Linked DNA regions of Homo sapiens: region 2 is linked to region 1. Evidence: chromatin loops called from intact Hi-C (ENCODE). Cell type or tissue: endothelial cell of umbilical vein. All regions are shown on one strand. Links, peaks and the distances in the headings refer to the core of each region. The heading gives the core; the rest is flanking DNA.

Region 1 (15,233 bases), core at 2,492-10,491:
AGAGGCTGATGTGGGAGGCTTTCTTGAGGCCAGGAGCTTGAGAGTAGCCTGGGCAACATGGTAAGACCCCATCTCTCCAAAAAAAAAAAAAAAAATCTTACAGCAGTATGATTTCACTTCCCCCATCTTGGCCTTATTCTATTGTGGTCATGTATTTTACTTCTCTCTCTATATATATATGTAAAAGAAATCCCATGATTAATTGTAGTACTTTTTCCTTTAAGCAGTAACTGTTTTACCAAAAAAAAAAAAAAAAAAAAAAAAAAAGCTTCTTGTTCTTCATTTTTTTTTGTAGATCCAGACTTCTATCTGGTACCTTTTTCCTTGTCCCTGAAGGACTTAATACTTCTTATAGTATAAGTCTGCTGGTGATGAATTCTTTCAGCTTTTGTATTTCTGAAATAGTCTTTATTTCACCTTTCTTTTCTTTTTTTTTTTGAGATGGAGTCTCACTCTGTCACCCAGGCTAGAGTGCAGTGGTGCGATCTCAGCTCACTGCAACCTCTGCCTCCAGGTTCAAGCAATTCCCCTGCCTCAGCCTCCTGAGTAGCTGGGATTACAGGCATGCGCCACCATGCCCGGCTAAGTTTTTATATTTTTAGTAGAGACAGGGTTTCACCATATTGATCAGGCTGGTCTCAAACTCCTGACCTTGTGATCTGCCCACCTCAGCCTCCCAAAGTGCTGGGATTACAGGCATGAGCCACCATACCTGGCTCACCTTTGTTTTCAAGAGATATTTTGGCTGGGTATAGAATTCAAGGTTGATTTTTTGTTTGTTTCAGTACTTTAAAGATGTAACTCCATTGTTTTCACACCTGCATTGTATCTGATGAGAAATATGCTGTCATCCTTTGGTTTCTCTATCTGTAACATGTCTAGTTCCTACTGCCTTTAATATTTCCTCTCAATTTCTGGTTTGAACAATTTTTCAAGTGTTATGTGTCATGATATTATTTTCCTTGTCTTCCTTGTGCTTGAGGTCCATTAGACCTGTTAAGGGCTTATAGTTTTCATCAAATTTGAACATTTTTCAGCCATTATTTTTTCAAATCCTTTTTCTCTCCTCCCCTCTCCTTTGGAGACTCCAATTACACACAAATTAGACTGCTAGAGGTTCTCCCACAGTTTACTGATATGCTATTCATTTTCTTCAGCCTTTTTTCTTTAATTTTGAATAACTTCTGTGCTATGTGTTCAAGTTTACTAATCTTTTATTCCACACTCTCTAATGTGCTGTTGATTCTAACAAGTGTGTTTTTCATATCACACACTAAAGTTTGCATTTTCAGAAATTTGATACTGGTCTTTTTTTTTTTTGAAATGAAGTCTCACTGTGTCACCCAGGCTGGAGTGCAGTGGCACAATCTTGGCTCACTGCAACCTCTGTCTCCTGGGTTCAAGCAATTCTCATGCCTCAGCCTCCCGAGTAGCTGGGATTACAGGTGCCCCCCTGCCCCGACCCCTACACCATACCTAACTTTTGTATTTTTAGTAGAGATGGGGTTTCACCATGTTGGCAAGGCTGGTCTCAAACTCCTGACCTCAAGTGATCCACTTGCCTCAGCCTCCCAAAGTGCTGGGATTACAGGCATGTGCCACCGCACCCAGCCTGATGCCAGTCTTTTCAATCTTTCAATGTTTCAAGCATTCCTCTACTTTCTTGAACATACAGAATATACTTTTAACTAGTTTCAATATCCTTGTCAATTAATTCTATCATGTGTCATTTCCAGGTGTTTGTATTTTTCTCATTGTGGTTGCATTTTTCTGCTTTATTGCATGATTGATAATTTTCAACTGGATACCAGACATTGAATTTCACCTTGTTGGGTGCCAGATATTTTTGCATAATATAATAATATTCTTAAGCTTCGTCCCAGTTTCTCTCAAAACTCACATTTAAGCTTTGTTAGGTAACACCAAAGCAAGCTTAGTCTAGGACTAATTTTCTTCCACTATTAATGCAATGTTCTTCTATTTATTTTTCAGACAGGGTCTCACTCTGTTGCCCAGGCTGGAGTACAGTGGCACAATCACAGATCATTGCAGCCTTGACTTCCCTGAGTTCAGGTGATCCTTCCACCTCAGCCTCCTGAGTAGCTGTGACTACAGGTGCATGCCACCACACCTGGCTAATTTTTGTATTTTTTTGTAGAGAAAGGATTTCACCATGTTGCCCAGGCTGGTCTCCAACTCCCAGGCTCAAGTGATCTGCATGCCTTGGCCTCCCAAAGTGCTAGGATTACAGGTGTGAACCACCGTACCCGGCCTGCAATGTCCCTTTAAATATTCTATCTGACCCCTTTTGAGGTATGAGGTCTTTCCTCTGTAGCTGGCAGGAATAAAATCTTTTCCCAGTCCTTTGCAAAATGCATGAAAAGAAGTGTTTATTCTGCTTCTTTTTGATGTTTACTTCCCTTGCCTGGGTTGTTACCTCACATGTATGTGCTGGTCAACCCTCTGAAGACTTGAGGCGGAAACTCTGCACATCTCCAGTTCTCTCCTCTCCAGAACTCTTCCCTGAAAACTTTATTTCCTTGGGTTGCTGTAGATTCCCAATCCCATCTCAACTCAGGGAGACTCCCCTGTGTTCCACCCAGGTTCCTACCCACTGTACTGAGGCTTGAGAAAATCTCCTTAGATGTTAAGTTTGATGAATTGTAAGGCTCACTTCATATGGTTACCTGAGAGAACAACCACCGTCCTGGAATGCCTGGTGTCCTACTGTCTGAAATTTAATTGTTTCATATTTCTTATTCAATTTTTTTTTTTTTTGAGACGGAGCTTCACTCTTGTCACCTAGACTGGAGTGCAATGGTGCGATCTCGGCTCACCACAACCTCCGCCTCCCGGGTTCAAGTGATTCTCTTGCCTCAGCCTCCTGAGTAGCTGGGATTACAGGCATGCGCCACCTTGCCCAGCTAATTTTGTATTTTTAGTAGAGACGGGGTTTCTCCATGTTGGTCAGGCCGGTCTTGAACTCCTGACTTCAGGTGATCCACCCGCCTTAGCCTCCCAAAGTGCTGGGATTACAGGCACGAGCCACTGCACCCAGCCCCAGATTTTTACTTGTTTCTGTTAAATCTGATCCCTCTTACTCCATTTTGACTAGAAGCCTACTGTTTTATTTGTTGCAGCTATGATTACAAGCCTGTTGTGGAGGAAAGACATGAACTCCTCTATGAATTTAATGAAAGCTACTGACCACATTCCCCTCATAAATGAACATTCCTTGTTATTTTAAATGTAATTTCAGGTAGGTTCATTGGCTCCTGTATCTGGTATGAAGGGCTCATGGATCCGACACTTAGAATTCTTGTTTTTTCTTTTTCTTTTGAATTTTCTTGAGTTGGCTTTCTGTTAATTCTACCCTTCTGTTCCTTTCATTTTAGTATTTAATCACTTTGCTCATCAATTTTGTCCTTTTCTTGTTCCTCAACCATCATGTTTACCTTTTTGTCTTTTTAAGTTTTTTTTTTTTTTTTTGAGACAGGATCTCACTCTGTCCCCCACGCAGGAGTGCAGTGGTACAATCTTGGCTCACAGCAGCCTTGACCTTCCAGGCTGAAGTGATCCTCCCACCTCAGCTTCCCGAGTAGCTGGGAATACAGGCATGCACCACCACATCTGGCTAATTTTTGTATTTTTTGTAGAGACAGGCTTTTGCCATATTGCCCAGGCTGGTCTTGAACTCCTGGGCTCCATCCACCCACCTCAGCCTTCCAAAGTGCTGGGATTATAGGCATGTGGCACCATGTCTAGCCTCATGTTTACTTTTTTTTTCTTTTTTTCCAGACGGAGTTTCGCTCTTGTTGCCCAGGCTGGAGTGCAATGGCGTGATGTCGGCTCACCACAACCTCCACCTCCTGGGTTCAAGCGACTCTCCTGCCTCAGCCTCCCAAGTAGCTGGGATTACAGGCACGTGCCACCAAGCTGGGCTAATTTTGTATTTTTAGTAGAGATGGGGTTTCACTACTTCTTGTATTACACACTGAAGACAAAAAGCAGGGTCATGCAGTAATAACTGTGTAGTCAGCCCATACTTTAAATGGGACACTAGTTACTTTTAAGCAGTAAACCCTGACAATGCCCACCCTTTACCTATAACCAGTCGACCTGCATTGGCATTCCTTGTTCTCCTTTCTACAACCTAAACATTGAAAACTCTAGTCTCAGTAACTCAGATCTTCCTTTAGACAGTGAGTTGTCTGTGTTTGCAATGTTTTATTTATTTATTGTTTTTTTGAGACAGGGTTTCACTTTGTCACCCAGGGTGAAGTGCAGTGATGCAATCACAACTCACTGCGTCCTCAACCTCCCAGGTTCAAGCAATCCTCCTGCCTCAGTCTCCCTAGTAGCTGGGACTACAGGCGGTGCCACCATGCCTGGCTAATTTTTGTATTTTTTGTAGAGACAAAGTTTTGCCATGTTGCCCAGGCTGGTCTCAAACTCCTGAGCTTTAGTGATCTTCCCACTTTGGCTTCCCAAAGTGCCAGGATTACAGGCACGAGAGCTACTGTGCCCAGTCACAACATTTTGAAGCTGTGAAAACAGTGGTTTTCTTCACTCATGTCACCTACAATGTAGGCCAGTGTCGTCCAACAGAAATACAAGCCACATATGTAATTCTAAATTCCCTAATATCCACATTGGCCAGGCTCGGTGGCTTACTCCTATAATCCCAGCACTTTGGAAGGCCGAGGTGAGCAGCAGATCACTTGAAATCAGCAGTTTGAGACAAGACTAGACAACAAAGTGAGACTCCACTTCTACAAAAAAATACAAAAATTAGCCAGGTATGGTGGCATGCACCTGTAGTCCCAGCTACTCAGGAGGCTGAGGTGGGAGGATGGCTTGAGCCTGGGAGGCAGAAGTTCCAGTGAGCTGAAATCAAGCCACTGCACTCCAGCCTGGTTGACAGAGCCAGACCCTGTCTCAAAAAAGAAGCAATATCAAAAAAAAGTAATTGGTGGAATTAATTTTGTTTTACGTAATCCATTATATCTAAAATATAACTATTTCAATGTTACAAACATAAAAATTATTATTGGCTGGGTGCGGTGGCTCATGCCTGTAATCCCAGCACTTTGGGAGGCTGAGGCAGGTAGATCACTTGAGGTCGGGAGTTCGAGACCAGCCTGACCAACGTGGAGAAACCCCGTCTCTACTAAAAATACAAAATTAGCTGGGTGTGGTGGCGCATGCCTGTAATCCCAGCTACTGGGGAGGCTGAGGCAGGACAATCGCTTGAACCCGAGAGGCGGAGGTTGCAGTAAGCCGAGATCATGCCACTGCACTCCAGCCTGGGTGATAGAGCCAGACTCCATCTCAGGAAAAAAAAAAAAAAAAAAAAAAAATATATATATATATATATATATATAATATAACATATAAATATATAATAGAAATACATATAATATATAAATATATATTATGTAATATAATACTAATATAATATAATATAATATAACATATATAAATAGATATATTTGTTGACATGGAGTTTTGTTCTTGTTGCCCAGGCTGGAGTGCAATGGTGTGATCTCAGCTCATTCTGAGCAGCAATTCTGCTGCCTCAGCCTCCCGAGTAGCTGGGATTACAGGCATAAACCACAACGCCTGGCTAATTTCGTATTTTTAGTAGAGACGGGGTTTTACCACGTTGGCCAGGCTGATGTGGAACTCCTGACTTCAGGTGATCCACCCCCCTCGGCCTCCCAAAGTGCTGGGTTACAGCCGTGAGTCACCGTGCCTGGCCAAATGTCTAGTTTAAAAAGTAGACTGTCGTACACAAGTTGTTCCAAACATACTTAAAGGTTTTCTAAACCAAAAAGTACGTTCCTTAGCCTTAGCACATTTTAAGTGCTCAATAGCCACTTATGGTTAGTGACAACTATATTAAACAGCATAGGCATAGGTCCTTTATGAAGAGTTACAGAATACCTCATTTCCGTGGTGATTTTGCTTTATTCCTACACAACACACTAGCACACACACATACATATATATTAAAACATTGCCTAAATCTTTGTAAGCAGATTTCACAACAGGAAGAAGTATGTCAAAATTTCAACTCAGGAATGGACTCAACATACTGATTTTAAAAAACAGTTAAGAGGTATTTAAACCTCAAATACTAATCTCTGAAAAAAGCATAGTTGAAATTCATAGCCAAATTTTTGACATTTCCCTCTCAATAACCTGTCTCCAACAAGTCTATAATCAATTCAATCTATTTATTTTTCTCTAGGCAAAGTCATAAGACCTTTTCCCCCAGGGTATATACATTCCCAATGTCCTTCTTTTTCTAAATCTTATTTATAATACGTAATAACTATAAAAATGCTGTTATAAAATATAGATACCTGCTCATAGAAATACACTTCATGAGGTATAAAAGATGCACAAAGATGTTTACTGTGGCATAATTTGTAATAATGAAAAAGCTGAGCTTCACAAAGAAATGTATTATAAATTATGATTTGTCAACTCAATGGAATACCATGAACAAAGCTTAGAGGGCAACAGGAAATGACTATTGTAGAAAGCATGATTATGGGTGATACATTGTAAAAAACCCTGATTCCTGTCTTAACAATGGAATGGGGAAAAAAAGAAACACCCTAGAGTTAAAACAAGGTAGAAAGATTGGAGTAGAAAGTACTTTTTCTTTTCTTTAGGTGTCTCAAGGAAATTAACAATAAGAGAAGAAAATGAAATGCCCTCACTGACCTTCCCTCCAGCCTTTCCTGCTGCTAATTCCCTGAAACTGAACTCCAGCCAAGACTTCAGAAGGATCCTATACATAAATGGAATCAGGCTTCAGGTTTCCTCAAGAGTGGGTGGGAAAGTTATGTGTGGAAAGGTCTCAACTAGAAGCCAAGAAAAGATCCACTTAGCAAAAAACCATACACCTTTTCAAAAAGAATGACCCAAAAAATTATTTCTAGTCCAAAATTTTGATAAAATTTTTAAAATTCATAAGAGAAAATATGGGACTTCCCAACCCAATATTCAGGCACATGATGTGAATCTCAATAACTGCCTAAAGCAAAGATAGTAACAATGTATTATGGGACTGAGAACTAAAAGTATGACGAAAAGAGTACAAAGAGGGCTGGGCACAGTGGCTCATGCCTGTAATCTCAATACTTTGGGAGGCTGAGGCAGGAGGATCACTTGAGCCCAGGAGATTGAGACCAACCTGGAAAACACAGACCCTATCTCTACACACGCAAAAAAAAAAAAAAACCCAAAAAACAAAACAATTAGCTAGGCATGGTGGTGCATCCCTGTAGTCCTAGCTATAGGGGAGGCCAAGGCAGGAGGATCACTTGAGTCAGGAGTTCAAGGCTGCACTGAGCTATGATTGTGCCATTGCACTCCAGCCTAGGAGACAGAGCAAGATCCTGTCTCTTAAACAAACAACAACAACAACAACAAAAACGCACAATGAAGGGAGGAATTGGAGGTATAAGAGTCTCATAGCATACATGGAGTGTTAAAATACTACTGAAAGCAGACTGGGCACGGTGGCTCATGCCTGTAATCCCAACACTTTGGGAGGCCAAGGTGGGTGTATCATCTGGGGTCAGCAGTTCAAGACCAGCCTAGCCAACATGGTGAAACCCCATCTCTACCAAAAATACAAAAATTAGCTGGGCATGGTGGTGGACACCTGTAATCCCAGCTACTCCAGAGGCTGAGGCAGGAGAATCGTTTGAACCCAGGAGGCAGAAGTTGCAGTGAGTTGGATCGTGCCACTGCACTCCAGCCTGGGCGACAAAAGCAAAACTCCATCTCAAAAACAAAAACAAAAACAAAACAAAACAAAAAAAGCTACTGAAAGTAAACTGTAGTAAGAAAGATGTATACTGTAATCCCTAGGTAATCAAGTAAAAGTCTTTTAAAAAATGGAGTATAGCTAATAAGTTTAACAGTAGATATAAAATGAAATCATAAAAATCATCCAAAGGAAAACAAAAATTTTGAGGAAAAAAAGAGATGGGGATGGGACAAACAAAAAACAAGTAAGGTGATGTAAAGAACCATTAAGTATCCTTAGTTTTACCCTACTTGCAGGCTAAGCAAGCCCCCCTCCCCGCATGGTTTCATGGGTGCTAGTAGAAAACATGTGAAATGTGAGTCAGAGGACAGTTTACTACTCTTATCAAGGACAATATCCAATATATCAGCATTTTCTTACAAGTTCCCCAAATCCTAATTCTCAAAGGCAATGCAAGGATGGCCAAATGATACTCACGTGCAATGGGTTGTGTTATGAGCAGAAAAACCTTGAATTTGAGGAACCAAATTTTTTATGCGATGTCTGCTCCATGCTCTGGTGGTACACGCCTGTAATCCCACCTACTTGGGAGGCTGAGGCAGGAGAATCACTTGAACCTGGGAAGGGGAGGTTGCAGTGAGCTGAGATCACTCCACTGCCCTTCAGCCTAGGCAACACAGCGAAATTCCATCTCAAAAAAATAATAAAAATTTTTTTAAAAAATAAGGCATGTTTTCAATCAGTAACCAAAGCTTCTGCCTTAAGAAACTAGAAAAAGATCAGATTAAACCCAAATAAAGAGATACATAGAAATAATAAAGAACAGAATAGATGAAGAATGAAAGTAAAGATACCTCTACAGATCCTACAGGCATTAAAAGGATAAGGGAATATTGTGAACTACTTTGTGCCAATAAATTTAATAGCTTAGATGAAATGGACAAATCCCTTAAAAAACACAACTCCAGCTCCCCTGGGCTATTCTGGGCACACTGCCTATGGGGTACCTCTGCTCTGCAAGGAGCAATAGAATAAAAACACAACTCTCAAAGTTCACTCAAATGGAAGTAGATAACCTGGATAGTCCTAGATCTATTAAAGTAATTGAATTCATATTTAAAGCCATAAAAACAAACCATGGAGATTGGTAAACTTAGGGGGAGGGAGTTGGAGTATCTGTTTGGAATACAGAGTATTCTTATAGGGTAGTCCTGCGAGATAAGGGTGAAGGGCAGGTTGAAGGCAGATTATAGAAAACATTGAAAGTCATGCTAAGGATTTTAATTTCTATTGCACAGGCAAATGTCGTTTTCACTGTGTGCTCCCAGCACTTTAGGAGGCCGAGGTGGGCGGATCACCTGAGGTCAGGAGTTCGAGATCAACCTGGCCAACATGGCGAAACCCTGTCTGTACTAAAAATACAAAAAATTAGCTGGGCTTGGTGGCAGGCGCCTGTAATCCCAGCTACTTGGGCGACTGAGGCAGAAGAATCGCTTGAACCCGGGAGGCAGAGTTTGCAGTAAGCCAAGATCTCGCCATTGTACTCCAGCCTGGGCAACAAGAGCAAAACTCTTGTCTCAGGAAAAAAAAAAGAGAAATGTACTGCATAATCTTTTATATGTAGACTCTCTAAAAAAGTCAAATACAGATGCTCCTTGACTTATGAAGGGGTCATGTCCTAATAAAGCCATTCTAAATTGAAAATACCATAAATTGAAAATAAGGGCTGGGCACAGTGACTCACTGCTGTAATCCCAGCTACTTGGGAGGTTGAGGCAGGAGAATCGCTTGAGCCCTGGAGGTGGAGGTTGCAGTGAGCCAAGATCGCACCACTGCACTCCAGCCTACATGAAAGAGCAAGACTCCATCTCAAAAAGAAAAAAGAAAATAAGGCCAGGTGTAGTGGCTCATGCGTGTAATCCCAGCACTTTGGGAGGCGAGACAGGTGGATCACTTGAGGTCAGGAGTTTGAGACCAGCGTGGCCAACATGGTGAAACCCTGTCTCTACTAAAACAAAAAATACAAAAATTAACTGGGCATGGTGGCAGGTACCTATAATCCCAACTACTCAAGAGGATGAGGCATGAGAATCGCTTGAACCTGGTAGGCAGAGGTTGCAGTGAGCCACAATGGCACCACTGCACTCCAGCCTGGGTGACAGAGTGAGACTCCATCTGGAAAAAAAAAAAGAAACTTTTGTTTTTTACTTATTATATATTAAACTTACAATGGGTTTATCTGGCTATAGCCCCATAGTAAGTCAAGGAGTGTACTAAATGTATATTATTTTCTCACCATCCGAAAGTTGAAAAATTGTAAGTTAGAGATCATCTGTACATAGAAACAGAGGAGAACAGCAGTTACCAGGGGCAGGGAAGGGGAGAAATGGGGAATGGTAGATTAAAGGGCAAAAACTGGCAGTTGTGTACGATGAGCAGGCCTAGAGACCTAATGGGCAGCATGAGGAAAACGGTTAATAATACTGTATTACATATGAAAAATTTGCTAAGACCGTAGATTTTAAGTGCTCTTACCAGACAAAAAAACAGGTAACTATGGAAGGTGACAGGTTAATTTGCCTGACTGTAGTAATTATTTCAGTGTTGTATACCTTATAGACAACTTAAAAAAGAAAATCCCAAGCAATCTACAAAAAAACACCTACTACAACAAAGAACTGAGTTTAGTAAGGTCATAGGATACAAGGTCAATAAAAACAATTGGAAGTCAAAATTATAAAAACAGTACCATTTACAGTGGCATCAAAAATATAAAACAGCCAGGTACAGTGGCTCATGCCTGCAATCCCAACAGTTTGGGAGGCCAAGGCAGGGCAATCACTTGAGCCCAGAAGTTTGAGACCAGCCTGGGCAACATGGTGAAATCCTTCCTCTACTAAAAATACAAAAAATTAGCTGGGCATGGTGGCATGCAGCTGTAGTCCCAGCTACTTGGGAGGCTGAGGTGGGAGAATCACCTGAGCCTGAGAAGTCAAGGCTGCAGTGCGCCATGACCCCACCTCTGCACTCCAGCCTGGTCAACAAGAGTGACACTGTCTCAAAAAAAGAAAAAAAGAGAAATACTCGTGAAGGGATAAACCTAACAAAATGTGGTAAAGCTGAAAACTACAAAATACTGATGAGAGAAACAGAAGAAAAATCCAAATAAATGGGGAGATATACCATATTCACCACTGGAAGACAATATTGTTTTTCATTTGTTTGCTTTGAGACAGATTTTCGCTCTTGTTGCCCAGGCTGGAGTGCAGTAGCTCGATTTCGGCTCACTGCAACCTCCACTTCCCAGGTTCAAGCAATTCTCCTGTCTCAGCCTCCCGAGTAGCTGGGATTACAGGCACACACCACCACCACCACGCCTGACTAATTTTTTTGTATTTTTAGTAGAGATGGGGTTTCACCATGTTGGCCAGGCTGGTCTTGAACTCCTGACCTCAGGTGATCCACCCGCCTCGGCCTCCCAAAGTGCTGGGATTACAGGCATGAGCCACTGCACCCAGCCAACAATATTGTTAGGATGACAATTTACCCCAAAATGCTTAATAGAGTTAATCAATCTCAACCAAAATCCCAGGTTGTTGTTTTTTTTAAAGAAATCAATAAACTGATTCTAAAATCTAAATGGAAAGGTAAAGACCCTAGAATAGCCAAAATACTTTGAAAAGGAAGAACACAATTGGAGGATTCAAATTACCCGAGGCCAAAGTTTACTACAAAGCTAAAGTAATCAAGACAATGTGGTATCATTAAAACAACAGACCTATAGGTCAACGAAACAATAAGAGAATTCAGAAAAATACCCACATATATGGTCAATTGGTTTTGAAAAAAGGTACTAAGGCAATTCATTGAAAACCAATAGCCTTAAACAAATGGTTCTTGAATAACTGATCATCCATATGAAAAAAAATGAACCATAATCCATAACTCACACCATTATTTTAAAAATTAACCCAAAATATATCATAAATGTAAAAATATAAGAATTTTAAAAGAGGCCAGGTGTGGTGGCTCACGCCTGTAATCTTAGCATTTTGGGAGGCCAATGCGGGCGGATTGCCTGAGCTTAGGAGTTTGAGAGTAGCCTGGGCAACATGGTAAAACTCCGTCTCTACTAAAATATAAAAAGTTAGCCAGGTGTGGCAGCGTGTACCTGTAGTCCCAGCTACTCGGGAGGCTGAGGCAGGAGAATTGCTTGAACCAGGGAGGTGGAAGTTGCAGTGAGCTGAAATTGTGCCACTGCACTCCAGCCTGGGCGACAGACCAAGACTCTGTCTCCAAAAATAAATAAATAAATAAATAAATAAATAAATAAATAAATACAAACATAAAACTTGTGTTCTTTTTTTTTTGAGACAGGTTCTCACTCTGTTTCTAAGGCTGGAGTGCAGTGGCATGATCTCAGCTCACTGTAGCCTCGACTTTCCAGGTTCAAATGATCTCCCACCTCAGCCCCCCAGACTTCAGTCCCCCAGGTAGCTGGGACTACAGGTGTGCACCACCATGCCCAGCCAGCTAAATTTTGTAGAGATGGGGTTTCACCATGTTGTCCAGGCTAAAACTTGTGTTCTTTAAAGATATTATAGAGAAATGAAGACAAGCCACAGACCAGCAGAAAATATTTGCAAAACACTTGATAAGGAACTTTTCATCCAGAAGAACCCTCCCAACACACACATAAAAAAGGAAATCAAACAACCCAATTTTTAAAAATCAGCAAAAAGTCTTAAGAGATACTTCACCAAAGAAATATGTGATATCAAATAAGCACATGAAAAGACACACAAAATCATTTGTCACAGGAAAATGACAATTAAAACAATGAGATACTGCTATTCATCTATTAGCATGGAGAAAAAAACAAAAACAAAAAATAAATCTGACAATACCAAGTGTTGGTGAGGATACAGAGCAACTAGAACTTTTTTTTTTTTTTTTTTTGGAGACGGAGTCTCACTTTGTTGCCAGGTTAAGTGCAGTGGCATGATCTCGGCTCACTGAAACCTCTGCCTCCCAGGTTCAAGTGATTCTCCTGCCTCAGCCTCCCAAGCCAAGTAGCTGGGACTACAGGTACATGCCACCACACCCAGCTAATTTTTAGTAGAGACGGGGTTTCAATGTGTTAGCCAGGTGGTCTCGATCTCCTGACCTCATGATCCGCCCATCTTGGCCTCACAAAGTGCTGGGATTACCGGTGTGAGCCATGGTGCCTAGCCGCAACCAGAACTCTTAAACATTGCTAGTGGGCATGCAAAATGGTGCCACCACTTTCAAAAACAGTCTGAGAACCTCTCACAAAGTTAAACACAACTAATCATTTGACCTAACCATCACATTCCTAGATATTCATCCAAAAAAGTTCAAATGTTTACAAAAGGCCTACACATAAATTTTACTTTATGCAAAATTGCCCTAAGCTGTAAACATCCTTAATGTCAACTTCTTTTTTTTTTTTTTTTTGAGATGGAGTCTTGCTCTGTTGCCCCCAGGCTGGAGTGCAGTGGCACGATCTTAGCTCACTGCAACCACCGCCTCCCCAGTTCAAGCGATTCTCCTGCCTCAGCCTCCCAAGTAGCTGGGATTACAGCCACCCACCACCACGTCCAGCTATTTTTTTTTTTTTTTTTAGTTGAGACAGGGTTTCACCATGTTGGCCAGGCTGGTTTTGAACTCCTGACCTCAAGTGATCCACCTGCCTTGGCCTCCTAGAATGTGCTAGGATTTACAGGTATGAGCCACAGTGCCCAGCCTAATGTCAACTATTAATACTTAATCAACAAAAGTACATCCATACAAAGAAATATTAATCAGTAACTAAATGGAACAAACTATTGATACATGCAAGAAATTAATAAATCTCAAAAGCATTGTATGGGCCGAGCGTGGTGGCTCATGCCTATAATCCCAGCACTTTGGAAGGCTGAGGCTGAGGCAGGTGGATCACTAGAGGTCAAGATTTCAAGACCAGCCTGGCCAACATGGTGAAACCCCCATCTTTACTAAAAATACAAAAATCAGCCTGATGTGGTGGCATGTGCCTGTGATCCTAGCTCCTCAGGAGGCTGAGGCAGGAGAATTGCTTGAACCTGGGAGACGGAGGTTTCAGTGAGCCGAGACTGCATCACTGCACTCCAGCCTGGGAAACAGAGTGAGACTCTGTCAAAAAAAAAAAAAATTGTATGAAGGAAGCTAGATACAAAAGGTTACATATTATAAGATTTCATTTATAAAATTTGGAAAAATATAATACTATAGAGTCGGAAATCACGTCAGTGGTTACTAGGAGCTGTGGGTGAGTGAGACAGGTTGACTGTAAAGGGGCCTAGGGCAACATTTGAGATCATAGAAATATTGTATATTTTGACTGTGGTAACGGTTACATGACTGTATACACTTGTCAGAAATCATCAAAGTATACAGGTAAAAAGCATGAGTTTTGGTACCTATAAATTATACCTTAATAAGCTTGCCTAAATAAACAAAACTGATCCTCAAAATTGTAATTTCTTATCTTGCTCTATGTGGAACAGAAGTTTGAGTTTACCTTTTCCCCACACATATTCCTAGATAAATCATTTAAACTATAAATCATTTTCATTTTTGGGGCCTGATAAGGCACTTTATATGTACTATCTCATTACGTTATTCCAACAGCTCTATGAAACTGAGGTTGAGAGGTATGGGTAGTTATAAAGTTGGGATTTAAACCCAGGTATGTTGGACTGGGTTTAAATGTCTCAATGTCATCTTTCCCTCTGTACTGTACTGTACCACCAAATCTCCAAAGACAGACTGAATTTTATGTTCTTCATTGTGCCTAGCATATAATAATATCCAATAAAAGCCAACAATGGTGAGAACTAAAATATATCCACAAAAACTGAGTCCCCTATCAAGTTCAGAATCTAAAGAAGTTGGCTTTTCTAAAGAAAATACTCCGTCACCCATTCCATTCCTACTGTCTACCATATCTCTGATTTAGCAATCAGTTCATCAGGAAGAAGTATTCATTTGTTCTTTCTTCCCAGTTCCCCTCTGCAATTTCCCTGCCCAGCAAAACACCTTTATCTCAGGATGGCCCTGGGGACACAGCTAATCTCTTAGCACTCCAGAGATAGCAGTTTCTATGGACATGAAATGAAAATCCAGATCATCTTTCCCAGGAATTCTTTTTTTTTTTGAGACGGAGTCTTGCTCTGTCACCCAGGCTGGAGTGCAATGGTGGCGTGATCTCGGCTCACGGCAACCTCTGCCTCCTGGGTTCAAGCGATTCTCCTGCCTCAGCCTCCTGAGTAGCTGGGATTACAGGTGCCCACCACCATGCCCAGCTAATTTTTGTATTTTTAGTAGAGACGGGGTTTCACCATGTTGGTCAGGCTGGTCTGGAACTCCTGACCTCGTGATCCGCTTGCCCCAGCCTCCCAAA
Region 2 (15,233 bases), core at 4,677-12,676, 220 kb before region 1:
AAGGGCTCATGAATCAGTCCAGGTGGGAATCCTACAGCCCCTGGCCACAGACCCTGCCCAGCCTGCCCCCAGGCCCCAGCTTGCACTGGTGAGGCCTGTCCCTAAGGCAGCCTTCTCTAGGTCCTGACACACTCCTTTTCCTGGAAAGAAAGCTACACCCACCGAACAGGACCTACCTGCTCCTGCTGCTGCCGGGCAAGCTCCATCTGCTGCTGCTGCTTCTCAAACAGCATGGCAGCCATGTTCTTCTGCTCCGAGTGGGCTGTCAGGAGCTGGTCCCGCAGGGTGGACAGCTGGTGAATCATGACCAGAAGCTGGAGCTCCTTCTCTGCTAGGCTCTCTTGGGTCCCTGCTCCACAGTGAAACAGACCCCATTGAGACTTTTTACTTGTTCATCTATACATCCATCCATCTATCCACCCATCCATCAGAAACTTATTGAGCAATTGCTATGTCCCAGGACCATTAGGGGCTGAGCCACAGAGATGATGACACAAGATGCTTGCCTTGAAGGGGGCTCTTCATGTTGCTACCTGGCAACTACTAGCCTAGAAGTTCTCCCCTATTAGCCATGAATTCCAGGCCCCCTGAAAATGCTGACAGTGGGACATGTCAGCCCCAGAGCCCCAGGCCTCTTCAATGTCCTCGAGTGCTCAGCGCCACACAGGGTCAGGGTGGACAACCATCCCATCGGAGGGATCCAGTGGGACACACTCAGGCTTTGAAGCAAGACAGGTCTGGGGTCAAATTCCCATTTCAACCCATCCTGTCTGTGAGCTGTTAGGCAAGTTACCAATTTCTCTGCACTTTAGGGTTTTCAAAATCTTGGTAAGTGGGCATAATAATAATCACCTCAGAGGGTTACTATGAGGGATAAATGAGCTAATAGAGGCCAGGTGTGGTGGCTCACGCCTGTAATCCCAGCACTTTGGGAGGCCGAGACAGGTGGATCACTTGAGGTCAGGAGTTCGAGACCAGCCTGAACAACATGGTAAAACCCCATCTCTACAAAAATGCAAAAATTAGCCGGGTATGGTGGCGCATACCTGTAATCCCAACTACTTGGGAGACTGAGACAGGAGAATCGCTTGAACCCAGGAGGTGAACTTTGCAGTGAGCCGAAATCACACCACTACGCTCCAGCCTGGGCAACAGAGCGAGCTGTCTCTCTCCAAAAAAAAAAAAAAAAAAAAAAAAAGAAGAAGAAGCGCTAATATATGCAAAGCTCTTAGTCCAGGATCTGGCACATGGTCCTCAACCAATAAATGTTAGTGTCCCCCTGACCTCCAGTTTAGCTCCTGTCTGATGCAGCAGTTTATTCCTGAGTGCCTGGCCATAGACCTTTTTTTTTTTTTTTTTTTTTAAAAAAAAAAAAAAAAACAACATCGGAATCACTCATGGATCCTTTGAGAAGTATAGAGGCCCAGGCCCCTACCATACCCTGGGGTTCCCATTCAATAGGTGGGGGTGGAGCCTGGGCATCTGTACGGTTTTAAAGTTCCCTCTGTGGGTGTGATCAATGACAATGCAAAAATGATCATTCTGGCTGGGTGCAGTGGGTGGCTCATGCCTGCAATCCTAGCAATTTGAGATGCCAAGGTGGGAGGACTGTTTAGGCCCAGGGGTTCGAGACCAGCCTGGGCAACATAGTAAGACGTCATCTCTACAAAAAAAATATAAAAATTAGCCTGGCTTGGTGGCAGGTGCCTGTGTTCCCAGCTACTCAGGAGGCTGAGATAGGAGGATCATGCAGGAGGTTGAGGCTGCAGTGAGCCAAGATTGTGCCACTGCACTCCAGCCTGGGCGACACAGGGAGACTGTATCTTAAAAAAAAAAAAAAATCACTCTAAGGAACCCAAGCAGCAGCCCATTAGTAACTACTTTTCACTCACTTAGTGAGGTCCAACTGACCTAGAATTAATTAGAGTGAAAGGGAACTTTCTGCTCATTTTGCGGTTAGACTCGGGAAGTGGCAATGACATGCCTGAAGTCACAAGGGTGCCTGGTGAGAGCCCAGATTCAGAGTCATGGGATTTGATTCCTACCAGGCCTCTCCTGCATGGGATGAGTGAGACCTAATGCTTGGGGCCTCCAGGCGAGGGATGGTGATGACCCCTAAGGCCAGGCAGGAGCCAGATGGCACAGGATAGGTATGTACCAAGAACTGCCCTACAGAGCCAGGCTGCGTGGCCAGACCAGGAGAAGAGAGATGGGGTTCAAACATCTCCCCCACCCCCAACAGGCCTTCACCTTTGACATCTTTGGCTTCCATAGAGTTCCTTCCTAGAAACCTCTCCTTCCAGTCACTGGACAACAGCTTCTCTATGGCTGGCACCACTGGAAGACAGCAAAGGGGTGAGGAATAACCGTCTTAACACCTCCCTGCCTCAGGCCTCTGCTTCTAACTAGGGCAGACATCCTACCTTCTTTCAAATTTCGGTTGAAGTCCAGCTTCTCCTGGCTTCCAGAGGCAGCCTCCGACACTCCTGGTCTCTTGGGTTCTGGGGACCCATTACCCTCTGGAGAGCTACAGTCCTGCAAGACATACTGAATTGTCACCATAACCCCCAAGAGAAGGGGACAGGCTGCAGGGAGGGCTGGGCACCCCAAAGATGTGTACCCTGAGGGATCCCAGCCCTATCCAAGTCCTACTTCTCCACTCACTAGGTCCCTTTGGCCTCCACCTGCCCAAGCTTTGTTTAGGAAAAGAACAGAAGATTTCAAAACAAAAGACCTGGGTTTCAGTCCAGGCTCAGTGACTCACACGATGCTTGATCCCACACAAGTCCCTGAAATGCTCTGAACCTGACTTCCCTCTTTTGAAAATGGAAATATTAATACCTCCTCTGTCACAGGATTGTTGCTGGGATCAAGGGAGTTAATGCATGTGAATGAGATTTGCCATTACAATCAGGGGCCAAAAGTCAGCTATTAGTTATCACTCCCTTGAACATACCCACTACACCAGCTGGGCTGCATAGGGGAGCAGGTAGGGGCTGGCAAAAGTTACTCACACTCCCCACTGCCTGCCTCACTCCTCTTCTCGTCAAAGTCCTCCCCATCCTTTAAGGCCTAGCTTGAGGCTCTACTTCTCCAGGAAGCCTTCCTTGATCACCAGTGCCCCCACCCCCCACCTCCTTCCTCCAGGCTGGATTCTTTCTTAGAGCCCATAACTCTCCTCATTTTCACTTATTTGGATTTTAATTATATATCACCTTTTTACATCTCATATGTGAAATCAGAATTTTTAGGAGCTGCAAGAATCCTTATGAATCATGCAGCTCAATTCTCTTGTTTTTTTAAGGGTCAAGAACCGTATCATCTTTAACAGTGACCTAATTCTTGCTTGTGTAATCAGGTTGATTTTCCCAAATCATCTGAAAAATCTGGTAGATTACTTTAAAGCCAAACTTTAGCATGTGTGTCCCATCTCCCCATCTAGTCCTCAGAAGCAAGGACTGGGTCACACATAGGTGAACTGTCACTATCAAGCGAGTAAGTACAGGCATGAGTCTAGGTCCTGCTCTGATAGGTGACCCCGCTTCCAGCCTCAGACTGAACTTGGCAGTGCCTCCCTGCTTCCCTACATGGCGTCTTACCCCTAGGATCACCACTTCTGCCTGTATCTGCTGCCATCTAGGGGAGTGGGCCTGCCCAGCCGAGCAGAGAGCCCAGGTACAGCGCATGGGTGTGAGGATGGAGGCAGGGCGGGGACACTGACCCAGGAGCCCCTGAAATTCCCCTGGGCTGGAGCTTGGGGGTCAGCACTATCCTGGGAGGCCCGGGCTGGGTCTCCAGGCTGAGGTTCAGCGGCAGTGGCTGAGCCCTGGGGGGCCTCGTGGCAAGGCTCTTTCTTCTCCTCTGACTTGATGGTGCAGTTCACCATGGTGCCAACGCCATCCAGGGCCAGCTGGGCAGAGATGGGGCTCCTCATGGACATCCTGGGGGAGGGACAGAGTGAGCTGAGGTGAGTCCCCAGTCGTAAACTTCTGCCCAGAGGCAGTGACCCTACTGTTTGCTCCCCTGACCCCACCCAAGTGCCTCCTGGTGCCTGTCACATGGGCACACTCACAGAAAGGGCAAGCTTACTTGTGAACCCACAGAAAAATCAGCAAAGCCTCTTGTATCCCTCATGCTTTTTTGTTTTGTTTTTTGCTTTTTAAACAAAAAGTTCTAGAGAAGAGTGGGCCTACCCTTGCGCAGCAGCTGCCTGTGTAATGCTTGGGACTACGGGACTAGTGGACTGACGGCCCAACTAACGAGGCCAGATACTGACTGGCTGTTTCTGAGCCCAACAGAGTTGGAGAGCGACAGCGAGAGAGAGAAAGTGTGTGTGTGTGTGTGTGTGTGTGTGCACGCATGTGTGCATGTGTCTGTGCATGTTTGTATGTATACAAATGCATTTTTTTTTTTTTGAGACAGAGTCTCACTCTGTCACCTAGGCTGGAGTGCAAGGGCACGATCTCGGCTCACTGCAACCTCCGCCTCCCAGGTTCAAGTGATTCTCCTGCCTCAGCCTCCCGAGTAGCTGGAATTACAGGCACACGCCACCACCCCCAACTAATATTTGTATTTTTAGTAGATATGGGGTTTTGCCATGTTGGCCAAGCTGGTCTCCAACTTCTGACCTCAGGTGATCTGCCCGCCTCAGCCTCCCAAAGTGCTGGAATTACAGGCGTAAGCCACCACGCCCAGCCTACAAATGCATTTTTATAATTAGTTACCAATACTTAAAAATCAAGAGATAACACATAAAAATCTAGATTTGAACTTCTAGCTCAATTGTTTTTGTGGTAAAAATTGGCTGGAATTGAGTAATGGGTATTTCTTATGGACAGGCCAGTCTACTTTAGCCTCTACACTCCTACTACTCCTCAAAAAGGAAACCAAGTATTAACTATATAAGACATATATTCTTCTATATATAAGACATATAGTCTTCTTCTTACAGTGGAGATAAGGTAAAAGTAAATGATTTCTTGCTTCATGCATCTATCACACGGGGGGAAATAGCCGGGTATGGTGGTTCATGCCTGTAATCCCAGTTACTCAAGAGGCTGAGGAAGGCACATCACTTGAGGTCAGGTGTTTGAGGCCAGTCTGGACAACCTAATGAGACTCCCATCTCTTTAAAAAAATAAAGGGCGGGGGTGGGGGGAATAACAGACTGAGATGATTGGCTTTACGAAAAATATTTTCCGGTATCTAGCTAGAATCTCTCAGAGTCTGGCCACCATAGGCATCTGAGTTTGCAGTTCCTAGTTTAAGCAGCTGGTATACCTGGCAGACCCTCTTGAGACTCTGCACCTGCTGTTCCTTTCCTGTCACATCACTGCCTGGGACATCTGAGGAGCTGAGCAATCGCAGCATCTCAGGGAGTGGTTTCCAGGGGTCATGCCAGGCTTGGGCGGAGCAGCAGATGCCTATCCTCCAAAGTCACAGAGATGCGCTCTGGGTTCTAGTGGGAACACAGCAGGTTCCAGCTATGCATGGGTCCTGCCTCAGCTACTGACTAGCCAAGTGACCTAGGGCAAGTTGCTTAGCTGCTCTGTACTTCAAGTTTCCTCATCTGTAAAATGAGCATGGTAAGAGTCTCTACACTATAGGATGGCCGTGAGGACTAGGAGTTGATATTTATATGGTACTTAGAATAGTTTGTGGCACCAGTAAGCACCGATCTGGTGTTTTGTTGTTTCCTTGTTTATCACATTTCCAAATAACATCACATGATCTGGTGTTTGTTAAACCACTACTAGTTGGAATGCAGTATAAGGACCAGCAGCTTCAGCATGCCTTGGGGGCTTGTTTGAGAGGCAAAGTCATAAGTCCCTCCCACAAATCAGAATCTCTGGGAGTTAGGCCAGGGATCAGGTTTAACAAGACCTCCAGGTGATTTTGATATGCACTAGTTAGAAAAGCACTGTTAAATACATTTTTTGATTTTTTTTTTTTTGCATGGGGATTAGATGTTTAGGGGAAGTATGTAAGGCTAAAATCAGATATAGTAAAAATATCCCTACAGTAAAAAAATTCCTTAAACCTCCCAGGTGCAGTATGGTATTTAAATACTGCATCAGCTCTGTATGGATGCATTTGGATAGATTGCATCAACTCTGTAAAATGTTTGTTATGTATTATGAAACACGCATTGTATATAATAGAGTACATGTAGAGTATTTTAAATAAGCATTATAATTGAATAAAATATATACAATCAGCCCTCTGTATTTGTAGGTTCCACATCCATGGATTCAACCAACCTCAGATCAAAAATATTTAAAAAAGAAATTTCATCTGTACTGAACAAGTAGACTTGTCATTATTCCCTAGACAATATAGTGCAAAAACTATTTATATATGATTAACATTATATTAGGTATTATAAGTAATCTAGAGGCACAGGGGCTCATGCCTGTAATCTCAACACTTTGAGAGGCTAAGGCAGGAGGATTGCTTGAGGCCAGGAGTATTGTATTTTTTTTGTAGAGACAGGGTCTTGCTATGTTGCCCATTAGCATGAGCAACATAGCAAGACCCTGTCTCTACAAAAGAATACAAAAATTAGCTGGGCATGGTGGCATGCGCCTATAGTCCTCGCTACTCAGGAGGCTGAGGCTGGAGGATTCACTTGAGGCCAGCAGTTTGAAGCTGCCAAGATTAAGCCACTGCACTCCACTCTGTCAAGGTGACAGAGCAAGGCCCTATCTCAGAAATGATAACAACTGGCCAGACGCGGCGGCTCATGCCTGTAATTCCAGCACTTTGGGAGGCCGAGGCGGGTGGAGCACCTGAAGCCGGGAGTTCGAGACCAGCCTGACCAACATGGAGAAACCCCATCTCTACTAAAAATACAAAATTAGCCGGGTGTGGTGGTGCATGCCTGTAGTCCCAGCTACTCAGGAGGCTGAGGCAGGAGAATCTCTTGAACCCGGGCGGTGGAGGTTGTGGTGAGCCGAGATGGTGCCATTGCACTCCAGCCTGGGCAACAAGAGCGAAACTCCGTCTCAAAAAAAAATAATAATAATGATAATAATAATAACAATAAATAAAAAACAAGGTATACGGGAGGATGTGCATAGGTTATATGCAAATACTATGCCATTCTATATCAGGGACTTGAACATCAGCACATTTTAGTATCTTTGGAGGTCCTGGAACCAACCGTCTCAGATACAGCGGGATGACTATATACAGTCCTACATCAATTAATAGCATAAACATGTTCTGAGAAATGCATCACCAGGCAATTTCTTTGTTATTCAAACCTCATAAAGTATATTTACACAAACCTAGATGGTACAGCCTACTACACACCAGGCTGTATGGTATAGCCTATTTCTCCTAGGCTACAAACCTGTACAGCATGTTATTGTACTGAATACCGTAGGTAATTGTAATGCAATGGTTAAGTATTTGTGTATCCAAACATCCAAATATAGAAAAGCTACAGCAAAAATACAGTAGTAGAATCTTGCAGGACCACTGTCCTATATGTGTTCGGTCGTTGACAGAGACATTGGTAGGCAAGCAGTGCATGAGTGCATGTGTATTTGATTTGATTCCACCTTGCTGATCAGACCAGACTCTCCTGCTCACCCACTTTCAAAGTGTAGGGTTCCCCAGAGGCTGGGTCCCAAGACAGGGCACTGCAGAGAGGGGCCTCCATGACCATAAGTACAAAGGCCCCATCCCACCTAGATGCAGAGAAGAGAAGAGACCCCAGGCCAGCTCACCCTGGGGTCCCCTCCTACAGCCCAGGGGCTTGGAGAGCGTCCAGAAAGCAGGCGGCTCAGCCCATCCGGGCACCGGGAGGGGCTCAGAGCCAGGCCGAGAGCAGGGGGGCGAGAAGTGGGAGTGGGTGCAGTTGGGGAGGGGGTTTTATCCTGAAGCCGAAGGCAGCAATTACATAACAAACAAACCCTGGGCTCAAGCTGTGAATTAATCAAACCGCTGAAAATAAAACCTTCCTCTCAGGAACTTCAGACAAAAGAAATGAAAACAACCAGGCTGGCTGGAAAATAAAAGGCAGCAGCACTGAATGGGGGACAAAAGGAAGCCAGACAATAGGGTGTTGGACAAAAGCAATAAAGCCAAAGGAAGTGTGACAGGCGCACAATGCGGGCCTGTGGGCCTCTGATCCGTCGGCTCAGCGCCACCTCACTCACACCCACTGCGGGCGCAGGCCGGCCACCGGGTCCCTCCTCACTCCGGACTTGGGTCCTAAGGGTCTCTCCTTCATTCTGTCCCAACTTCAGGGGCCTCCAGCTCCCACCTCAAAGCCTTCCTGCTGCAGCCCAGAAATCCCAGCAGCAGCCACAGCCTCCAGGAGCATGGTCAGATGAACAGGACACAAAAGTCCAAGGTCTCCCCAGTTGGGGATGGTGAACGACCATCCATCCCTGGAGCTGATGGTGGAGGCAGAGGAGGCCATCATCTGTCCTAATTAACCCTAGGACTGCACGGCCCAAGATTGCAGCCACTTGCCCCATGCGGCTACTAAGCACTTATAATGCAGCCAGTCCCAACAGAAATGTGCTGTGGGCATCAAACCCACCCCAGGTTTTGAAGGCTTAGTACATGGAATAGAATGTAAAATAGCTCATTAGTAATGGTTACTGATTACAAGTTGAAATTCTTTTTGGATAAGTTGGTTAGATAAAATACATCATTAAAATTCATTTCACCTATTTCTTTTTATACTTTTTAATACAGCTACTAGCAAATATTACACATGTAGTTCCCATTATATTTATGTTGGACAGCGCTGCACTAGGACACCTCCTCCCTTTGAGCTTCTACACACACTTAGCCTCCACGGTCCCTCCAGCCAGGCACCATGGATCACCCTTATATTAGGGAGCCTGTCTCCTGGGCCTCTCAGTGGCCTACCCTGGCCTCCAGCACAAAGACAATGGCTCCTGGTGACCAGCCAAGCCAGCTTAGAGGTGTCAGTCTGTTCACTAGGGCTGGGTGCCCACCAGATAACCCTGCCCAGACAAGGGCCCTTCCATCCTCACAGGTGTCTGGCTCAACGGCAGGTGCTGGGCACTGGCCCTTAGTTGGTATCCTCTGGGCCCACTTGTCCATGAAAAGGCAACAGCCCAGGCACAATGCCACCCCGCCCCCAATGGAGAGCAACTCTGGGTCTCACCTTTGGGGGAGAGGGTCCCTGGGTACCTCTTTTACCTCCCTCTCCCCCTCCCCAAGCACAGGCCTGCTTGAGAAGAGCAGCTGCTTTCCCTGCCCTGTCTGGTCTTGAGGGAACCAAGCCCCAGCCTGCCATGGCCCAGAGAGACGCAGGTGTCTCTGTGAAGAGCATCAGTACCAGGCTCCAGACCCTAACCATCCCAGGGAGGGGAGCGACGGTCCCATGATCAACTAGATAAGGGAGGAAAGGCAGTGAGATGGAAAGAGAGGGGTCATTATGTGGTCACTGCTCTGTCACTCTGCAGCTGGGGGTCTGCACAGTTTGCTTCACCCCTGCAAGCTGTGTCTATAAAACAAGGGTCCTGGAGGGAGTCAGGGGACAACTTGGAAGACCCGCAGGGTTTGAATCCAACAACCTGGGTTTAAATTCCTGCCCTGCCACAGGCTGACTTGTATGAACCTAGTCAAATTAATTAACCTCCCTTAGCCTGTCTCCTCATCCATACAATGGGTACAATAACCCATGTCTCACTGGTGTCCATGAAGATCAGATAATACAGGGTGAATATCTATTCTGTAAGTTGTGCGCAGTCCAGGATGCTCTGAGAGTCAAGTGGTTGAGAGAAAAGCCTCTAGGGTCAGACAGACTTGGGTACATTTGAATCCCAACTCTGACCAATCATTGCTGTGCAACCTTGGGCAAGTAACTTAACTTCTCTGAGCCCATTTCCTCCTCAGTAAAATAGGAATAAGAAACTCAACATCAAGAGGTGAATCTCCTGTTAACAACACCAGACCCTATCAGAGTGCCTATTTTACATTCTCATGGCACTTTGAACTTGACCTTAAAAGTATTTATCACAATTGGTAATGATACCTTTACACGCTTAATTTATTTTGGAGTCGCTGGGCGCGATGGCTCACGGCTGTAATCCCAGCACTTTGGGAAGCCAAGGTGGGCAGATCGCCTGAGGTCAGGAGTTTGAGACCAGCTTGACCAACATGGTGAAACCCTGACTCCAGTAAAAACACAAAATTAGTCAGGTGTGTAATCCCAGCTACTTGGGAGGCTGAGGCAGGAGAATTGCTTGAACCTGGGAAGTGGAAGTTGCAGTCAGTTGAGATCACGCCTCTGCACTCCAGCCTGGGCAACAACAGCGAAAACTCCTTCTCAAAAAAAAAAAAAAAAAATTTATTTTGGAGTCACCCAGTAGCCAAAAATATACCTGTTTCTGCTCATCACTGTAGCTCCAGAGCCTAGCACAGTGCCTGAAACACAGTAAGTGCTCGATAAATATTCTTAGAATGACAAGAGAGTGACAGAGTTCAGCAGCACAGCACAAAGCAGGTCTGGATGCTTAACAGGTGATGGATACTGTTAGGACTATTAGACAGCTCCTGCTCTCTCAGGTTTTTCTCCCACACCCAATTATCCTCTGCTGCCTCTTCCTTGGGTCTAAGCTCTTCCTATGAGTTACCTAAATACCCCCAGCAGCAAAGCGATTCCATTTCCTTTTCTTTTTACCTTGGGTCGGATAAGAAACACTTTCCATACTTTTTGGATTTAAAGACCCCGTTGGAGTCCTCCCTTAAGTCTCCCTTTAGACTTTCCAGAAACTAAAATAATCCCTCAAGTTCCTTTACTCCTTTGTTACACAGCATGCTCCTTGCTTCAGTCATTTTCCATGTGGCTCCGCAGGAGGTTTTAAGGTCAGTAACCTCAAACTCCACTGTCCCAAAATGCCCAGAAGCCAAAGAACGCTGGGTCCACAGGATACAGGAGTTACTGGGCTCCCTCAGTTTCCACCCTAGTCTGATGCCTTGGTACTGGTCAGAGGCCACAAGTCCACAGGGTAGCCCGTCAGCCCCTCGCTTGGATGGAAGTGCTCCTGCGTGCCCAGTTTCCTCTCTTGCCCAACCTCAACACATTTTATAAACAGAGAAACTGAGGTCAGGAGATGTTGAGTTCACGCAGCTTTTGGGGCAGCACTGCTTCAAGACTGTATAGAATGGCCGGACTCATATCTGTAATCCCAGCACTTTGGGAGGCTGAGGCGGGTTGATCACCTGAGGTCAGGGGTTCAAGACCAGCCTGGCCAACATGGTAAAACCCCATCTCCACTAAAAATACAAAAATTAGCCAGGCATGGTGGTGCATACCTGTAATCCCAGCTACTCAGGAGGCTGAGGCAGGAGAATCGCTCAAACCCAGGAGGCGGAGGTTGCAGTGAGCCAAGATTGCACTGCTGCACTCCAGCCTGGGTGACTGAGGGAGACTCTGTCTCAAAAAAAAAAGAGATTATACAGAGTCAGAGGCCTTCAGCCAGCTGGGGCGCTAAGCGGCATCTCTGCTCTGCCCTCCCTTCCTTCTCAGGAACCCACCTCACAATCCCTCTTCCATTCTTCTTCCTCTGTGGTCTTATCTCACCCAAGTGAGCATCCTTAAGAAGTGAAGACCTCTAAGGAGAGGGCTCCAGCCATCTTCGCCCTTGACATGCAGAGCCTTGAGTCTCAGCTTGTGCCTACCAGGCCCCGAGGCCCCCAAATCCAGCACCTGAGACAAGGTATAGAGAGGCACCCGCCTCCATGGAGGGACAGTGGCTCAAAGCATGGCGCTTATATGACAAAGCCCGCTGCAGGTGCCGATCCTCTTCCTCTCTCCTCCCCACAACCAGCCCTGTCACGGCCCCTCTGAACCCCACCAACCCACAGGCGCACACAAACCTAGCCCCTTTCTGCCCAAAACAAATCACCAGCCACTTCCTCTTCTAACCAGTCAACAACTGACCCTGTTGGATTGGAATCAAAGGAGTTTTTACTGTCAGTCCTTCCTCCCTCCACAACGACAGCCTTCCCCCACCCTACAAAAAATATCTAGATGAAGATAAAGATAGAGATAAATTCCAGTCATCGTAGCATGACGGGTGACTCAGACCCTGGGGTACAGGAAGCCTGAACAGACAGGCAGACCCTCTGAGAGGGCCAATGGCTACACTTCCCCGCTGGGCACACACTAATCCCCCTCCACTGCTGGCTCCCACTCCCAAGCTTGCTCTGAGTGGGTGGTGCCAAGGGGCATCACCAGGGAAAGAGATCCATGCAGCAGGGGTGGGGCAGGGCTTGAGTCCCAGGGGAATGCCACTTCCTCTGAAAGCCCCCAGAGAGCTGAGAACCTCAGGCTGCCCTAAACAATAGGCCAAGGCGTGGGTGCCCAGAACAGTGCCCCGGTGCCACATCCTGCCATTCTTCTCACAGACCACACCCTGCCACCCTTCCTGGCTACACCCGATCCTATCTCTAATGTTTACTCAGAGCTGGGAGCTGGACTGGCTGCAGGCTTGGGACAAAGCTTTCCTGCGAGTCCCTCTCACCCTTTCCAGCCTCTGTGAGCCCTGGGGGGTATCAGATCCAGGGCACGGCCGGTCTGGTCTAGCCCAGCTCAGGGGGGCCACAGCCAACACTCCCTCGGCTGTTTCCAGGCTGGTCAGGGTGGCATTCACCTGGTAGAGTGGCCAACATCAGACAGAGGCTGGGTCAACTCCCAAGCATGGGAGAAGAGGCACTTCCCCACAGCACCTCAGGTACAGAATCACAGTCCAGCCTGAGCTTCTGTGGCTGCCGGGACTCAGCTGACCCTGGCCCAAGGGCACAAAGGAAAACAGTGGCCAGGGAGAGACTGTAGCTGTGATGTTCCCACCTGGTCCTCAGGCCTCAGAGGCACCTGAGTCTTCTCCCAACCCAGTGAGTGGGTCGAGAAAGAGACAGATGGGACTGCTTGAAAGCGCCATTGAGGCTCCCAGTGTGATGTGTGCCTCCAGAAGGTCCCAAACCGAGAAGAGGTCAACAGTGTCTCTAGGAGGCCCTTCTCTGGAGGCCTTCCTGCCTCTAGAACCCAAGCCTGTCTCCAGGTTCTCCTGCACCCCAACAGTGCTAGAAGGCAGGGGTAGGCCTCATCCTTGTTTCCCAATGGCAAGGCCAAGCCTGTGTCCTGGACAGGTGAGCACATCTGGCTTCCTGCAGGGACAGTGCCCAGCCTAGGGCTGGGAGATGCAGAAATTGTGCAGCTGAGGCTGACTGGCCATGTCAAAGGCCCCTTGGGGGATAGCCCTGAATACTGACCAAAGGAATGGGAGGCAAAAAGCAAGCATGCAATGCTACAGCACTTACTTGGCTGCAAGCACTAAGTGAAAGGCTCTTCATTCACATTCCTGCTTAATCCTCACAAGAACACTACAAAGACTAAGGCTCGGGGGCTAGAACGTCCTACTGAGGGCCCAGCAGAAGTAGCATTTGAACTCAGGCCTCGCTGATGTCTAAATCCACATCCTTTCATTTATCAGCTGATGCCCTGGCCACTCTCCTCGGTGCAAAATAACAGGCTCTGGTCCAGCAGAGATAGAATGGCCACTGTCTTCACCTCTTACAGGATTGCAGTTGTTTCTGACTTGAGTCATAGCCAAGGAAAACTTAGTCAAAAGAAACCCAGGCAGCTCTGGCAAGTTGGGGGAAAGACTTCACCTCTCAAAACCCCCATTTCTTCATGTGTAAAATAGAGATTCCAAGAACTATTTTGTGAGTAAGAGATAAGGTATAATTACAGAATCTGGTACAGAATATATGTTCAGGGAAGGAGGTAAGGAGAAAGAGCCCTAAAGCAGGAAGGAGTCCCTCTCCCTCCCTGCCCCCAGGGCAAGGGGGAGAAGGACTCACACCCTATTCTCCTCCCCAGCCAGCCCAGCTCTTCCGGAGGCAGGTGGGTGGGTGTGATGACCCAGCATTGCTGGGAGGCATCCTGGTGTGGCTAATGGAAAAAGGACTTTGTCACATGGACCTGTGTCTGAAGACTGGCTCTATTATATACCACTAGATGTGTGGCCATGGGGAAGTTTCAGTTTCTCTATCTCTAAAATGGGAACAAATAACACCTACCCCATAGAGATAGAGAAGACTGAATATGATGGTGTTTGTGAAAATCAAAAAAATGTTTGCTCCCTGACCCACCGCCACCCCCTTCCCCCACATGGTCAAACAAGCAGAAGACATGCACCTGCAGAACACCAGGGCCCGCCACCCTCTTCCTCCTCCATCTGCTCCATGTAGGTCTCCCTCCCTAGCCTAGGTTATCAGTTTTCTGAATGCCCTGTTGATGTCCCCAACCACCCTGGAAGCCCCAGCAGGTGCCCCACAGTGCAAACAGGCGGAAAGGCTACAAATCTGCCAAGGAAGCCCCACATTCGCAGCGCCACCGCTTATCTGGCCAAGCCACGGTGCCTTCCCTTCCCCGGCTGATGACACAAAAGCTCTGCAGAACTCATGAGCTCCCTCATTTCCTCTGGAGCCCACAAGGGTGAAGTGCTATATCATTAACCCTTGCGTTCTCCTGCCAACCCCAGAGGGAGAGGAAGGTGGGGACCATAGGGATGACTACAGACAGCGGAAAGGACAAGCGCAACTAGTCTGCAAACAGCCATGTTTACCCGCCAGGCTGATGAAATCTCACCTTTGCCAAACACTCCTTCTCCCAGTACTGGGGTGGGCTGGGCATTATCGGCTTTTGCTTTGTGACAAGTCTAAGCCATGTAGACTAAGCCCTCATAGTACATGGTGAAATGAGGCTCTGGGAGACACGCAGCATTGGTTCAAACCCAGCATCCGTCTTAACTAGCCAACTAGTTTAACTCTCTCAGCCTCACCATGTTGCCCAGGCTGGTCCTGAACTCCTGGGCTCAAATGACCCTCCTGCCTTTATCTGTAACTGGGGCAAATAGTAATATATACTCACTAGTGGGGTTTCAAAGAGTAAACGAGATAACACAGGCAAAGCCCAGTGCCTGGCACACAGCCGTGATGAACAACTGTAATGGGCATTTTACCATTGTCATCTAGATTAGGAGGTGAAGGGTGGAAAATTGGGAAGCAGCTGGGCTCTAGGTAGCCCAGTGAATACTTGAGACTTAACCTCTTTACACCTCAGATTCATTGTCTGAAATGGGGGCTAACAATACCTACCTCTTATGCTTGCTAGAGAACTGATAAGTTATTATATAGAAAATACTTAGCCCAATGCCTGGCACAAAGCAGATTGG

What was found. Peaks named below come from ENCODE experiments on the same cell type or tissue, not always from the same donor. Only the 100,000 strongest peaks of a DNase experiment are listed, where the experiment ranks them.
Region 2: a loop joins it to region 1, with 6 times the contacts of the local background. A loop is called at or near these places in 2 of 110 quality-filtered maps.

What each region holds. Positions count from the first base shown.
Region 1 is chr1:203,880,426-203,895,658 of GRCh38, reverse strand. No RefSeq gene overlaps it. Among named protein-coding and RNA genes, the nearest start is that of SNRPE, 26 kb to the right of the region's middle. RefSeq lists an enhancer at 6,175-7,374. In endothelial cell of umbilical vein, for the core only: no CTCF peak of the experiment used is centred there; a DNase peak (open chromatin) is centred at 6,688; H3K27ac peaks cover 1,934 bases.
Region 2 is chr1:204,101,623-204,116,855 of GRCh38, reverse strand. SOX13 (SRY-box transcription factor 13) reads right to left here. Exons shown (of 14, transcript NM_005686.3): 2 at 3,722-3,941; 3 at 2,424-2,535; 4 at 2,251-2,337; 5 at 177-349. The coding sequence starts at 3,940. Among named protein-coding and RNA genes, the nearest start is that of ERLNC1, 32 kb to the left of the region's middle. RefSeq lists enhancers at 7,120-7,963, 7,964-8,806, 8,807-9,650. In endothelial cell of umbilical vein, for the core only: no CTCF peak of the experiment used is centred there; DNase peaks (open chromatin) are centred at 8,015, 8,595, 12,095 and 12,395; H3K27ac peaks cover 2,822 bases.